Regions from separate parts of the Mus musculus genome. Here region 2 is linked to region 1. The links are chromatin loops, found by intact Hi-C in ENCODE. Cell type or tissue: heart. All regions are shown on one strand.

Evidence for each region. A loop is a pair of places that touch in the nucleus more often than their neighbours do. Peaks named below come from ENCODE experiments on the same cell type or tissue, not always from the same donor. Only the 100,000 strongest peaks of a DNase experiment are listed, where the experiment ranks them.
Region 2: a loop joins it to region 1, with 4 times the contacts of the local background. A loop is called at or near these places in 19 of 42 quality-filtered maps.

Annotation. Positions count from the first base shown.
Region 1 is chr9:44,233,186-44,235,685 of GRCm38, reverse strand. It overlaps Cbl (Casitas B-lineage lymphoma), which reads left to right and starts at 1,640. Exons shown (of 16, transcript NM_007619.2): 1 at 1,640-1,986. The coding sequence starts at 1,798. In heart, a CTCF peak has its summit at 1,426 (motif pointing right); DNase peaks (open chromatin) are centred at 735 and 1,495; H3K4me3 peaks cover 1,918 bases; H3K27ac peaks cover 2,064 bases.
Region 2 is chr9:44,181,007-44,183,506 of GRCm38, reverse strand. All of the region lies in intron 2 of Cbl (Casitas B-lineage lymphoma), which reads left to right. Among named protein-coding and RNA genes, the nearest start is that of Mcam, 48 kb to the right of the region's middle. In heart, a CTCF peak has its summit at 1,055; a DNase peak (open chromatin) is centred at 1,056; H3K27ac peaks cover 660 bases.

The sequences.
Region 1 (2,500 bases):
GGCAGAGTGATACATGCCTATGATCCCAGCACCCAGGAGGCAGAGGCAGGAGCATCTTTGTGAGTTTATGGCCAGTCTGTTCTACATAAAGAGTTCCAGGATAGCCAGGACTACATAGAGAGACCCTGTCTGAAAACAAAAACCCCAAGCTCAATACCACCAACAAAAACAAAACAAAGAAATAAAAGGCAGGCTATTGACATGAAATGATAATACAGGTTCAAAAAGGTCTTAAAGATGACTGACTTGCAGCCGGGCGTGGTGGCGCACACCTTTAATCCCAGCACTTGGGAGGCAGAGGCAGGTGGATTTCTGAGTTCGAGGCCAGCCTGGTCTACAGAGTGAGTTCCAGGTCAGCCAGGACTACACAGAGAAACCCTGTCTCGAAAAAAAAAAAAAAAAATGACTGATTTGCAACCCAAAGTTGTGGGACTGAATAATTCTGGTGTTCAGAGACTGTTTTCTTTCTTCAAGTACTGGACAAGTTCAACAACCTACCAGCCAAAGGCTTGGTGGCAGAACTGAGTACTTAATGTCACCAAATGGTTTTGGAGCTAAAAAAATATTAGCAAACCAAGGTTGGGTACTTTCTTCTTCTTTGGAAAAGAAGTTCCTATTTTCAAAGTACTTCTAGTGAAGTCTGAAGATTAGGGAAGTGAAGGTGTCCGGGAGCTGAATTTCTGTTCCCTCCATGCAAGTGGCTCACAGCCTCTGTGGGCGGGGCCTCGTGCCGCCAGCGCATTCCGCTGAGCAATAGAATATCTTTAAAGTACATATTCAGTTCCCAGAAAAGGAATTGCTCTTCAGAAAGAAAAAGATCAAAAGGAAGTTACTTGTTTTAAAAAGGTTAAAAAGTCTGGAAGAAGCGCGTGAGACGCGAGTGTCCTTAACCTTAAACCTTTATGTGACTTAGTCTGCAAAAAGCTGCAGCAACTGAATTCCCAACCTTTGAGGGTTATAAATACCAAGGCGATTTTTAATCCCTGCGCTCGGGAGGTAGAGGCATGTGAATCTCTGTGAGTTCAGAGCCACCCTGGTCTACACAGCGAGTTCCAAGGCAGCCAGGGCTACATGGTGAAACAAGATGGTGGAATAGGGATATAGCTCAAGGTGGGGTACTTGTCTAGGATGTGTGAGGTCGTAGGTTCAATTCCAATCACCACAAAAATAAAAACACTAAGGGGAAGAAAACGAACTTTGGCTTTCTTTTTCCATCTTTCCACAAGATGAGGCAGATAACTCGAAGCTCAATATCCACATTTAGAAGACTCCTTCCATCCCTACCCGTCTTAATCCGAGCACAGCCATGACTCAACTCCCGGAGGCAACAAGCCCAGGCCACAACGAACATGGACGGCCAGGCTTCTCTTCTGCCTAGTGCGCAGGTTCTACCTTGGACCCCACCTCTTTCCTTCCATTCCTCTCTTCTCCAGCAGAGGGCGCAGGCACTGAGTTTTCTTTGGGCTCCGCCCCGCCCGTCCCAGTGGGTCAGGGCGGGAGCAGTGGGCGCGGAAACTTGGTCGAGGCTTTCCGGGAGCCGCGGGGCACGCGGGTGCACGCGAGCTCGTGCGCGCGTTGGGGGTCGCCGCGGCGTGCCGTGCTTGCCCGTCTCCGGCGCGCGCCCCCGCGTTGCGCCGGCCGCGCTCGCGCCCGCGCAGGGGCGCGCCTCAGGGCGGGCGCCTCCCTCTCACTCCCTGGGCTGCGAGCGCCGGCGGTGGTTGCCGGAGAGGCCCCTCCTTCTCGCCCGGCTCCATTCCCTCGCTCGCGGCCGAGCGGGCTCCCGACCCTCCGCTGGCCATGGCCGGCAACGTGAAGAAGAGCTCGGGCGCCGGCGGCGGCGGCTCTGGGGGCTCGGGAGCGGGCGGCCTGATCGGGCTCATGAAGGACGCCTTCCAGCCGCACCACCACCACCACCACCTCAGCCCGCACCCTCCCTGCACGGTGGACAAGAAGATGGTGGAGAAGTGCTGGAAGCTCATGGACAAGGTGAGCGGCCTGCGGGCGCGCGCGGCGCCGGGTGGGCGTGGGCGGTGGGGCGCCAGGGAGGGCTGCCGTTGGCAGTTGGGAACGTTGAGGTGTGGGGGAGCCAGACAAAGATGGGGTGGGGGCTGGGGGAGGGCTGGTCACCGCGCCACCCGGGCGGAAGTGCGATGGGGGTGCGGAGCTTGGGGATGTGGGTCGTCGAGTGAGCCCCGGGAGGTGGGCCTGGGGTGCTGGGGGTGGGATGTGTGTTGGATCTGCCGGCTACGGCTCCGGGTTTGGAAGAGGAGTCGCCCTGGGTGAGGGACTTGGGTTCAGGAGGCGGCCCGGCTGACTGCGGTCAGGGTGAGCTTATAGTTTTTTCTCATTAAGATGTAGCACACAGATCAAAGAAAAAGAGGTGGGTTTAAATGGGGGCAGGGAAGGAAGGAACTTCCCTTCTCCGCTAAGGATGGCTTAAGTTTTTGTCTTGCAAAGTGTTGGATGTAATCCATCGCTGCTGCTGAGATAGGCACTGGTT
Region 2 (2,500 bases), 52 kb after region 1:
CATAATCCTAGTTGTAAAAAGAAACACGTGAGTCAGATGTGTTGAAGGCATTGTACAAAAAAACTGACTAGTGCTCTGGAGAACAGCTGTCATGAAAAAACAGTTAAAGATCAAGAAACTACCACAGCAGATTAAAAAAAAGAACAGTGGCTTATGGTGTCCAGGGTTGGGTGCTGATTTCTTGGGTTGGTTGGTTCATTGGGGGTACTTGCCCAAAAGCCTGTGCCGTACTGTTGAGTGTTTTAACAAGTCATTTACAGATGGGTAACCTAATTTAGAGATAAAGTACGATGTAGATACAGAGAAAGTGCCACACACTTTGTTTCTGCCCCTGAAGAATTGTCTTCCAAATGGTGGAAGGAAGACAGTTCTCACACAGCAGGTATGATAGAGCCATGAAACATCTAAACAAGATGATACAGTTTGTTCAGAAGGGAAGAATAGATATTAAATTTGGATGAGTGACTTTTCTCTCCCCTACCCGAGGAGGTAGGATCTGAGAACATTGAAGAACAGGCAACATTCCATAATGATAGTCATTGGAAGGAAAAATATGTATCATAGTAGAGCTCTCCAGCTCTTGAATCACATAGATCAGTTCTGACACTTACTAACAAGCTCATGGAAGGACTAGGGCATGGCTCAGTAATAGAGCAATTATTTTTCATGTACAAGCTTCTAGGTTAGTTAGATCTCTAGCATTAAAAGGGAAAAAGCTGACTATGAAGAGATACATGTACTATTGATGTACTGCCACCATGAAAGGCATGGGGCTTAGAAAGTAGAGAGTATTTTGGGAGAGCACTGAGTATTGTTCAGAAAGGTGAATTAGGTTATGATGGTATTTTTTGTTGGTTCATGGCCAGAGTTACACGTGACAGGAATAAAGGATCTGTATTTTAAGATTCATTTGGGAACTGGAGAGATGTCTTAGTGGTTAAGAACACTTGCTGCTCTTGGGTAGGAACTAAATTCAGTTCCCATAATCCTCATGTAGACTACCAGCTATCTGTTACTTCAGTTCCAAGGGATCCTGCTCCTCCTCCTGGCTTACTCTGGCACTGCATGTACATGGCACACACACATGCATACAGGCAAAACATTTATATACATAAAGTAAAAGTAACCAATTCTGCTGGCACCTTAGCTCAGTTGTAGAGGACTTGCCTGGTGCATACATACACACAGTTGATTCAGTGGGAGTACAAAGTGTGAAGCGGCTGTTGGAGATTCGTATAGGCTGCTGCTGCCTTCTCTCCTTGGTTCCTTACTACTGTTACCTTACAGTGGGGGTATCACATAAATTGGACCATGAGTATGGTATTATATATATCTTTTTTGTTTTGCTTTTCAAGACAGGGTTTCTCAGTGTAGCCCTGGCTGTCCTAGTACTCACTCTGTTGACCAGGCTGGCCTGGAACTCAAAAAGATCCATCTGCCTCTGCCTCTCAGTGCTGAGATTAAAGGAGTGCACCACCACGCCCAACTGATATGATATATACTTATGGGGGGGGGTCATTGATATGTTTAGATATATTGATTGAAAATCCCTTTCATATTTTATATTCATATGTATTTCTCTGTGTGTATGGATGGGTTTGGGTATGGTTTTGCTATACAGCTCATACTTGCTGCTTTTGAAGTAGACATCTTCCTATTTTAACAAGTGCTGGGGTATAACAGATGTGTGCCATGACTCCAAGCTCTCTCTTTTAAAAGAACAACTTCAGTAGATAAGAGTTAGCATTTCGTCTGACTTCCTGTTGAGAGACGTTTCATGGTGTGTATTTTTAGTTGGTTAGTGTGCTGAGCAGAGGATGTTGTTACTGAGTTATGATTGTTTTCTCGGTATGTTCTTCTTGGATGACACTAGTGTTGCATGTAAAGGTTTTGGAATTTGACAGCGAAAGAACTACAGTCACCACTTGTGACAGTACCCGTGCATGAAGGACTTCCAGGCACTGGTCACTTCACTTTTAAAGTCCATTACCCTTATTGTTAAGGTAGCTTTATATCTAAATTTATGTTTATAATACTCAAGACTTCCCATATTTTATTAAGGAAAGCTTCTAATTATAAGAGCTTAAAATTTTTACACTTATTTATTTTGTGTTGTGGGGCAATGCTTGTGACAACTGTTGTGGAAGGATTAGAGGACAACTTTTGGAGGTGTTTCCACTGTGTGGCACAGAGCATTATGTTTGGTGTCAAGTGCCTTCATCTGCAGAGTCATTTTTCTGGCTCCAATATCACAGGCTTTTTTCTTGTTTTTTTGTTTGTTTGTTGCTTTTAAAGATAATTTTGTAATTATATTTACATACAGAAAACTTAGCAGTGTATATTTAACCCAGTTTAGTGATGAGTTTTTTAGCCTTTGCCCTTTCCAGCTTGGCAATGGGAGCCACAGACTTAGGACCCAGGATATTGCCTCCTTAGTAGCGGCGGATCTCATCATCTGTCGTTGTAATTAGACCTAATAGCTTTTACTATTGTCTTCCAA